Regions from separate parts of the Mus musculus genome. Here region 2 is linked to region 1. Evidence: chromatin loops called from intact Hi-C (ENCODE). Cell type or tissue: left cerebral cortex. All regions are shown on one strand. Links, peaks and the distances in the headings refer to the core of each region. The heading gives the core; the rest is flanking DNA. Region 1 has its middle 21 kb from the start of Gm16015. Region 2 has its middle 4.0 kb from the start of Fgfbp1.

Region 1 (5,381 bases), core at 243-5,242:
AATGAATGACTCCCTTTCCCAACAGGGCTGCCTCTTCTCTATGTTATCTGGGGAGCCTGACCCCCTCACTCTACCTAAGGAATGTCATGTAATCCTTGGTGAAATTATAGGTTCAATTTCTTGGAATGTCTTTCAAAGCAAATAAGGTATCCCCAAAACCTTAAGGCCCAGCCAATGAAACTTCACCCTAAAAAGAACTCCTTCTCACTTTCCAAGGTTTAAATAGTCTTTGTTCACCCTGAATAAAGAGCACAAGCTCTTTCATTAAATGCCCTCTGCAAGAGCTGTAACCCTGAAATCTTTGGAGAAGATTCCCCTACCCTCCAGCAGTCACTGTAGGGCTGCTATCCTGCTCACTCACCCATTCTGGACATCAAAGATTGATCCTTCCCTGCCTGGTGTATGCAGTGGCTGAATACCCCAAAGAAAGAAGTGGGAAATGGAACCACATTGTGACAGGGGTCTTCAGGCTATTGTTGGGGGACAGGTTTAGAAGAAAAGCACGAGAGCAGGTTTTAACTCTCTACCTTGAAATTCTCATGTTTCCGTTCAGGCACTAAGTTCAACAATTAATAAACGGGATCTCATGAAAATGAGTACCTTTTGTTAGGCTAAATATGACAAAATGGCAGCCTAAACAATGAGAAAAGATCTCCATCCACCCTACATCCAAGAGAGGGCTAATATCTAAAAATATGTAAAGAAGGTACAGAGCTAAACAATTCTCAATAGAGGACTCTCTAATAGTAAAAAAGTATTTAAAGAAATGTCCAAGGTTCTTAGTCATCAAGGAAATGCAAATCAAAATGACTCTGAGATTCCATTTTACACCCGTTAGAATGGCTAAGTGACATAAAACTCAAGTGACACCACATGCTAGAGAGGATGTGGAGTAAGACAAACATGTCTCCATTGCTGGTGGGAGTGCAAACTTTTACAACCACTTTGGAAATCAATATAGCAGTTTCTCAAAAAAAACAAAAAAACAAAAACTGGGAGGCTAAGGGGGTGACCCTGAGACTTCTAGCAGTGCAGAATATAGAAACTGAAATGTCAAGACCCCCAGTGGGGGAAACAGGACACCAACACACCCTCAAAACCTTTGACCCAAATTTCGCCCTGCTTACCATAAATGCAGGGATAAAGATAGAGCGGAGATTGAGGGAACGGCCAAACAGTGACGGCCAAATTTGAGATCTACGCCAAGAGCCAACCTCTGACACTAGTAATGATACTCTGCTATGGCTACAGACAGAAGCCTCGCATAACTGCCCTCTGAGAGGCTTCCTTCAGCAGCTAATGGAAACAGATGCAGAGATCCACAGACAAACATTAAGTGGAGCTCGGGAGTCTTGGGAGAGTCATGGGAAGGATTGGGGGAACTAGAGGGGTCAAGGACACCACAAGAAGACCTACTGAGCCTTCTAACCTAGGCCCACAGGGGCTCACAGAGACTGACCCACCAACCAAACCAAAGAGTATGCAGAGTCTAGATCTAGGTGCCCCCTGACACACACACACACACACACACACACACACACACACACACACACACACACACGTAGCAGATATTTATCTTGGTCTTCATGTGGGTCCCCTAACAACTGGAGTAGAGTCTGTTTTTAACTCAGACTCTGTTGCCTGCCCTTAGATCACCTTCTTCTAGTTTGGCTGCCTTGTCTGACCTCAGTGGAAGAGGATATGCTTAGTCCTGATGTGACTTGATACACCAGGGAGGTGTAGGTATGGTAGGTGTGGGAGGGTGGCTCACTTTCGCTGAAGGGAAGGGGGAAAGAAGGAAGGGGGTGGTAGGATGGTACTGGGAGAAGAGAGGGAGCTGCAATTGGGATGTAAAGTGAATGAATGAATGAATGAATGAATAAATAAATAAATAAATAAATAAGTGGGAAATATCATTAGGTTTCCAATCATGGGTACATGATGAGGCTATCTCACAGTAGCTTCTCATGTAGGCCACAACTTGAGTAATCTGATAGAAAACATTGTACTAAAGACAAGATCACCAACTTGTCCCAATTTTCTCAGGATGGTTTTATTTGTAAGTTTCCCATCAATTAGTTGTGGAAATCTGAGGATATCACCTGGTTTTTCAGAAAGTGCCACCTCTCTCCCAGAGCTGTTGTGAAAGTCACATGTAACTGTGCTGGGCCTGGAGAAGAGCTGGTGCTAAAATTCACACTTACTAGCGGCCTTCTGGTATCAAGAAAGGCCACACCTCCTGGAACTGTGCTGGCCCACCACTCAGTGAAATGGGAGTCCCCTCCGATACACATAATCCAAACTCTCCTTTTTCTTATTTAACCAAAGAAAATTCTGAGTCTTGCTAGTGTAAGGTGGTGCCCGACCTGAAGCCTGGCCTCTGGATATGCATGTGTGTGCACCATGTGCTTGGTTATGAGGCTGTGGTCTATCATTGAGTTTAATGTATGCAGGGTCATATCAGATTCATGAGACAGGCTACTCATGGTCATCGAAGGTGTCACTTGATCTTCTAGAAAGATGGAAGAAGTCAGGCCGAGTCTCAACCTGATAAAGGAAATTTAAATGTTCCATTTTCTGAGTCATTAAAGACACTGGCCTGGGTCACGGAAGAGGAGTGACCTGGGAGCTTTCCCTGGTCTGCTGAAAATATTGAGGTTGACGTGGAAGGGCAGTCGGCCTGCTTTCTGCATGCTTTGTATTTCACTTCATTTCTTTGCTGAAAACTGACAATTACTTTGCAACAAAAGCAAATGAGGTGAAAGCCTGAAGAAGCCAGGACAAGGGCTGCTAGCTAATCCAAACACATGGGGACTGAGTCTGAGAACACCAAGGACAGGCAAACTGTAACCTTATATCTTTAAATCCAAGAAGCTTGTCCATTTCACAATACCCTAACATCTAGATAAGTCTTTGGTTTCTTTAAATTTGGGGGAGTGGGGGAAGAAGCTGTTATTTATTAGACATCTAATAATGAATAGCTGGGTACTAACCTAACAAAGTACTTCCCAGATACTTCACTTAGTTCTAACAAAAATTGCTGTGAAGTAGACCATATGACTATCAGCACATGGTATAGAAAAGTTGTGTAGCTTGATGGGAGTTTTAGAGCTATCGTAGGGTGGAATTGACTTCAATTCCAGTGGGTGTGGCTATACATGCTAAGACTTCTTAATCTACGTGATGCTTCCCATTGCACTCGGGACCCTGTGATGTTATTTATTTAAGTCCTTGGTTATTTCTGTAATTCTAAGGAGACAAAGACTTCTGTTTATTCTATTCTATATTTCTTTTTTTTAAGATTTATTTATTATTATAATTAAGTACACTGTAACTGTCTTCAGACACACCAGAAGAGGTCGTCAGGTCTCATTACGGATGGTTGTGAGCCACCATGTGTTTGCTGGAATTTGAACTCAGGATCTTCAGTAGAGCAGTCAGTGCTCTTACCCGCTGAGCCATCTAACCAGCCCCCTATATTTCTAATATGCACAAAAGCCCTAGCATGTACTAGATGTTCAGTAAATGTTTATTGAATGAATTAGCAAAACAATTAATTAAACTACTTCCTAAAATAGCAGATATGGCCCATGAATGAAATGAGATTGCCCATTTGTGGTGAAACCCTAATTTCTAGACAAGTCTTTGGTCCCAATCAGGCTCTCAGTAAGTATTCCTGAACTACTGGATATGTTTTTATTTTTCTTACTTTTTACAATCAGTGACAGGATCAGATGGCCTCTGCGATCCCTGTGCTGGGAAGGCTTGTGCTGCGCTCCTGCTCCCCTCATTCCTGCATTCTCTCACTTAGCTTCACAGACACCCTGAGGTGTCTCCCAAACTGATGCTCTCCCAAACACTAGCCTTTTTCTCTAGCGCTTCCAGCTCTAGTGGGTGACAATGAATTAATCCAAAGTCAAGGGAGTGTGCCAGTGGGAGTATCTGTGGACTTTGATGGCTCAATTTACGGACCTTTGGGCTTTACAACTGTGTAAGAGTGATGATACCCATTCAGCAGAAACTGTGTTTCTGTCTTGGAATGGAACAGCAGTGAGCCCAGCTCCCTGTCAGCCACACTGCCACAACGGGAAACAATCCATCTTCATTTCATAAAAAGAGGACTGGGGACTAGGGGCAGAGCTGTCCTTGAAGATGGTGTTGAAGTCGCTTGACTTTGGTGTTGATGGAAAGAGCCTGCCCTGTGACTTTGGGCAAGTCACTTAATTTCTCTAGGGCTTAATTTTTAATCTAACGAAGGAGACAGGCAAGTTGACTCCTTAGGTTTTTCTTGTTTGAAGATTTTGATAATTGTCAGGCTACAAATTCGACAGATTGTTGACCAGCAAATATGTAGTTTGGGGGAGTTTTTTTGTTTTTTTTTGTTTTTTTGTTTTTTTGTTTGTTTGTTTTACAATGGCTTATAGGATAGAAGTGGTATCTATAATTGCAAATTCCATGAAAGAGAAAGACATACGGGTAGCACACTAGACTCAGTAAAGGGGTAAAGAGACCCTGTCCTGTGTACCACAATGAGACCAAAATAGCCCCTACTTGTGCCTCCACCTGCCATCTGATGACACAGCTCCAGGAAGTTCACAGAGATGGCAGCTACCCTCCTTCATAGGATGCTCAGGTCATGCAATCCTATGGGAGAACTGCAACAACAGCCTTGGCCTTGAACATGGTGAATGTGGCTAATTCCCAGAACCCTTGCTGGAGTTGTTATTTCAAGATTGAGAAAACTGGGGGAAACCATTTAACAGAGTCTCAGCCAGCTCCCTGGGCTTCTCAATCTGATGCCCCTCCTTAATTACACCATGGTCCATTAGACCAGACAGTGCCACCCGGGACACAGCATGGCATGGAATCAGAAGAACTAGTCTTTTTTCTTTTTCTTTTTCTTTTCTTTTTCCTTTTCCTTTTTAAAGATGTTATTTATTTATTATATGTGAGTACACTGTAGCTGTCTTCAGACACCCCAGAAGGGGGCATAAGATCTCATTACGGATAGTCGTGAGCCACCATATGGTTGCTGGGAATTGAACTTAGGACTTCTGGAAGAGCAGTCAGTGCTCTTGACTGCTGAGCCATCTCTCCAGCCCCCAGAAGAACTAGTCTTGTCTTGTAATGTGGAAGGCATCACATTATCTTGTCTTTCCCTTGGCTGGACAGAAATTATCAACAGAAGAACTTAGAGAAATATCCACATGTTGCTGATGAATTTCTGTCAAGATTGGCCATTATTTTTGCAAGAGCGATATAGTAAAGCCTATTTACTTATATCAACAAAAGAGACAAAACAATATGCTTTGGAAAAGCAATAGCATCCTAAGATACTTTGTTCACAGTATGTCTGTTTTGCCTTAGATTGACAATATATA
Region 2 (5,381 bases), core at 315-5,314, 55 kb after region 1:
TGGTCAGACAAGAACATGGAAGCCTTTCCAAGTGACAGAGGAAACAAGGGTGGGAGTGGGGGATCAGGCTAAACAAACAGTGAGATCCAGTGTGTGTGGTAAACAGGTACTCATGCTGGAACTATGAGAAGAATGTGCATTCCAAGTTTTCAATTCTGAGGTTTCTGACTCCCTGTGTAGCAAATCAAAAGACACCTGCTGCTAAAGTCTCTCTTTTGTAGACCATCCAGAGGCAGTGTTGATACTACAGCTGTGCTGTGGAAGGAGGCAGACTGAGGAGCTCTTCAAAATTCCTTGATTTGCAAGAGAAAGCTTTTCAAACCATTTAGTGTCATCAACTCCTTTTGTTAGGTGTGTTCAATGTTGTCCGATTCTGAATCAATCTAAGAAATAACTCTTAGTGTTAGTTTAAACTAATCAAGAAGAGATTATTAGGGATTTTTGGGGGGGGTAGGTTGTAATACTAGAATGCCAATAATTGACAGTAAGACAATTTAGCTTGTTCTTGTTTAACAGTTATTGCAAACACTATTCTTTCTGAAAAAGCTTTCTGTGGTGGTAAAGGTGGTGGTAGGGGAGGAGGTGCTAGAGATGGCGATGCTAGAGGGTAGTGACGTGGAGGTCGTGGTGGTGGTGGTGGTGATGGCGGTAGTAAGTTAGTAGGGTAGTAGGAGATAATAGTTTTGTTCTTTTATGATCAATGTTCCCTCAAATCAAGCTTTTTGACTATCTTAGAACTTTTTAAAAGTACATTATTTTTAGCAGCAAAGATTCCTTAAAGGAGTCCACATGATTTAATACTTTTTCATAGCCTCTCTCTGCATCTACTTCTATGTGCATGTGCGTGCACGCGCGCGCGCGCGCACACACACACACACACACACACACACACACACACACACACAGACACTGTGTGGCTTGGCATGTGACCATGCTCCTTCAGATATACTCTGAAGATGTTCGGGTGAGAAGCCTAGAAACAACTCTGGAGAGGCCAGTAGGGAAACAGAGCCAAGACACTTCCATGTAGGGGGCTACTTCAGAGAGGACAGGGGAATAAGAATAGCTTGTGAGACCTCCCCTATTCCACTGGATCATTGCTAATTCCTTTATTTGTCTAAAAACCAACTAAAAACTACAGGCTACTGGCTAACAGGAATGTAATCAAGGCTGCTATAGTGTTTGTCCCAAGGAAGTGGTGGACAATAAGGGGGGCTTATCTCAGTTGACAGTGCAGAAGTTAATTGCCAGGTTGGAGGGAAGCCTAGGGTTCTACCCATGGGGACATCTTTCCTATCCAAAGTAGAAAAGAATTGCTCAGGAGCCTGCAGAGACAGCAGTAACTGGGAACTGGGAGTGGGAGCTAGTGTTTCCATATTTATGCAGTACCTATTCTGGGCAAGTTGCAGTATTAGGTACTGAAGGGAATGCCAACACAAGGTTGATTTGACTCCTGTTCTCAAGACCTGGCAGGTTTGCCTGGCTCTTCGATACTGATAGTTTTCATACCACACTCGAAAGCTGTGGGGTCATATGAGCTGAGGCTATGTCATATCCAGTGGTGAGCTTCTGAGACAGCACAATGTCCTCTGAGATGCCTTTTCCATCCAAGAGAAGCCCTACTGGAATTGATGTTTATTACAGCATTTGTAAAGGGTCTATTCAGTTCATTTGTATACCTATTGATTAGTTAGTTAGTTTGTTTGGTTTTTGGTGTTTAAGTTTTAGAGTTCTTTAGATTTACATATTCTGGAATTTAATCCCTTGTGAGATGAATAGCTGGCAAAGTTTTTCTCCTATTCTGTAGGTCATCTCTTCACTGTCTTAATGGTTCCTCTGTTAAATGCTTTGGCAAAGCTATGAAGTCTGTGGAGGATCTGGGCTTCTGTATCAATGAAAGCGCCCAAATCTTAGAGATTATCAGATCAATGGTCAGACAGAACAGTCTGTAGGTGCACTAAGTGTTTTTGCTGTTGTTTTATGAAAGTTGAGGTTCAAATGGGTCCTGTATCCTATGAGTAGGTCGTTGGCTGATGAGCATTTATAGTTCATCAGTCCTTGAGAGTTTGGACTCGCCACTGTTCCTTCTGTTGTTGTGGAGTGATGGCAACATGGAAAACTCATAAAGAAAGGCTAAGTCCTAGTGAAAACCAGACACTCTTTAGGGGGTTATTTGAAAAGTTAGAGGTTTTAGAAGGAGTTGTCTGAGGAAACTATTACATCCTCCAATTAACCTAGTTTTCTGGGACATGAGCGTCTTATTGAATGACGTTTCTTCTCCCAGCTATGCCTTCGGGTTCTGAGAATGACATGTGTACCTTAACAATTCTCAGTAATACCTATCTCCAAAAGGAATTAGGAGATAGGATGGCCTTGTATTACGGGCTTGATACATGTAGAGACATGTGTGAGTTTGATTGACACGATGAATAGCTAGGTGATGGGAAAGTCTCCAAGTTTTTTTCAACATGAAGAGAACAAATGTTAGGCAAATGTCCAGTGGTTTATAATAAATGTCGAGACAGAGACACTTGCTAGGCTGGTAACCCATACGAAGATGAGTTTTTTTTAAATTTAGACAGTGAATTGTTTCCTGGGTTCCGCCCTTCATCAGAGACAGTCTCACTAAGGACTCAAAGCAGCTGCACACACATTCTGCAGAGCTCCAAGACCGAGGCTGAAGAGAAGAGTCATTTGCATAGTCTGGGGCATCCCATCAGGTTTTAGCTAACCAATTCTAAAGGGCTCCTCAGGTAACTGAGGGGCCCGAGGGGAAGGTAACCTCCTCCAACGCCATGTCACCCGGCAAGAGATAGAGAGCACAGAAGTCACATTCTCCTACAGGAGGAATGTGCTAGAACACTCGGTTTCCACTCCATCCCACCTTGAAGCTCCCAGCAGCTATGCTGAGCATGGCAACTGGATGGGAAGAGTCATGGGCTCAGGGCATCAGGGTGGTCTGTAAGTAGCCAGGTATTGCTGTCTTAATGGTATCAGCATCAGACTTTTTTTTATTGGCCAAATTTGTAAATTTTTATTAGTATATATAATGACACAAAATAATGTACTTTACTGTAATATTTTCATGCATCCATATAAAGTTCTTTAATAACATTCACCCTTATTTCCTCCTATGTCTCCATGCCTTCTGGTCCTTCTCTACCTTACTAATCCCTTTTCTGTTTTTGTGACTTTTTCCTTGAGCAGATTCCACTCATAGAAGGAAGCATGTAATTCTTTCTTTCTGAGTCTGGCTTCTCTCCTTTAAACAGGATGATTTCCAGATACACTTACTTTCCTGCAAATGGCATGGTTCCATTTCTCTATAGCTGAGTAAGACTCTATGATGATTCACTCATTGCTGGGTGTCTAGGCTGATTCCAAAACTTGTCTGTTATGGATGGCCTTACATGACACATGGGTGTATGGGGCTCTATCATATGCTGACTGCTTTCATTGCATGCATACCTACAGTGGCTGCTGGATCATATAGTAGGTCTGATGTTAGGTTTGAGAGGAACCTTCAAAGTAATTTCCATAATGGATGCACCAATCAACTCTCTCATAACAGTGTATCAGGGTTCCTTTTCCTTCCCCATCTTACCAGCATGGTGTTTGCTTTCTGGATTGGACAATGATGTGTTTATAAAGAGATAAAGAGAGGAGGGATGTGTTTTGTGTAGGTGCAGTAAGGTATGGGGAGGAGGGGTTGCCTTGGCAGTCCCATGCTGAGCCATCCATTCCCTCTGAGGGACCAGTATAGTATAGAATAGAGTTTATTCGGGGCATGGGGAGGGGAGTTAAGAGGGTAGTAGAGACAGAGAAAGAAGAGAGAGAGAGAGAAAGAGAGAGAGAGAAGACATAGAGGAGTAGAGGTCGGCTCTGAGTATGTGGAGAGAGGGGGAGTAGGCAAAGGGAGAGAGGGGAGAAAGGGGCAAGAGGACAGAGGGAGAGCAGGACGGCAAGAGCAAGAGAGAGAGGAGGGTCAAGCAGCCCCTTTTATAGGGAGTCAGGCATTCCAGGCTGTTGCCAGGTAACTGTCAGGAGGAGCTTAGACAGAATGCTAACAGAAAACCAATGGGATGATGGGAATCTCAGTGGAGTTCTGAAGAACTCTAAGTTACGTTTACCTGATGACTAAACATCCATGTACTGTCTTTAAAGGAGTCTATTCAGGTAATTTACCCTTTTATTTATTTGATTACTTGGTTTCTGATGTTTAATTTTGATAGTGCTTAATATATTCTGACAATGAATTCCTGTCATATAGATAGGTGGGAAAGATCCCCCCCCCCGATTCTGTCAGTCATCTTCTAACTCAGAATCACTTCTTTCTTGGGTGTGTATGGAATGTGTTCAGAAACCCTTCGTCATTATCACATCTTGAAGTGTTTCTATCGTCATGGGGCAGGTTCTATGTCGGAACCATTGGCCTCTTTGTAGCCATTAGGAGGCATGAGCAGTTGATAAGGCATGCACATTTACAGTGAAGGGCTCATGAGGTGCTCCTGACTTTGGAATGAAAATTTTAACTAAGATATATATTGCTATAAGAACCCCCTGAAATCTCAATGAATGTTCTATTTGTATTTCCATAATGATCTTGTCTGAACATTTCCATCGGGGAGGATGGCATCAAGAGGCATGCTTAGAGAAAGGTAGGAACCTGCTAAAATGGTTTAAGGTATGATACAATGTCCAAGCTGCTGAGGACCCTGTGCTGACCTGGATGGTTCTACTGCGTCCCTTTGGAGGCAAAGGTCAATGGCTAGAGAAAGCCAGGATAGGCTGAGGGGAAGGGGCAGTACCTACACACTGCAGCCTTCCAGGGGCACCGCTCTCAGAACATCTTCAGTCTTGTCTCTGTCATTTTTTTTTTTTTTTAGTTTAAACATATTTTAGATGTATTTCTTCCCTCCCTCCCTCCCTCCCTCCCTCCCTCCCTCCCTTCCTTCCTTTCTCTTTCTCCTTCTTCCTTCTCCCCTCTCTCTCCTCTCTGTTCCTTCTTTTCTTTATTTTGTCTTTCTTTTCTTTTCCCTCTTTCCCTTCCTTCTCTTTTCCCCTTTTCTCCCTCTCTCCCTTCTTTCTACCCACCCTTCCTCCCTTCCTTTATTCCTTCCATACTATTTCCTTTTCTTCCCTTCCCTCTTCCTCCTTTTGTCTCCTTTCTGTCCCACTTTTCCTTTTGGGCATTTATCTGCTAAGCTCCTGATTGCCCCAGTGGCCAGGATATGCCCCAAGAGGGTAAAGTTTACAGTGTTCTGATTTATAAACAATGAAGTTGTAAGATGAGTATTTTAACATGCTGATAAACTGTAGGTTCTTGAGGCCCTGGAACATTAGCCAGGAGATTGACAGCCTATTTCAAAGTGGAAATGTTC

Evidence for each region. Hi-C counts contacts between places; a loop is a spot of excess contacts. Peaks named below come from ENCODE experiments on the same cell type or tissue, not always from the same donor. Only the 100,000 strongest peaks of a DNase experiment are listed, where the experiment ranks them.
Region 2: a loop joins it to region 1, with 4 times the contacts of the local background. A loop is called at or near these places in 31 of 42 quality-filtered maps.

What each region holds. Positions count from the first base shown.
Region 1 is chr5:43,927,955-43,933,335 of GRCm38, forward strand. No RefSeq gene overlaps it. Among named protein-coding and RNA genes, the nearest start is that of Gm16015, 21 kb to the left of the region's middle. In left cerebral cortex, for the core only: no CTCF peak of the experiment used is centred there; no DNase peak of the experiment used is centred there.
Region 2 is chr5:43,983,077-43,988,457 of GRCm38, forward strand. No RefSeq gene overlaps it. Among named protein-coding and RNA genes, the nearest start is that of Fgfbp1, 4.0 kb to the left of the region's middle. In left cerebral cortex, for the core only: no CTCF peak of the experiment used is centred there; DNase peaks (open chromatin) are centred at 1,344 and 3,338.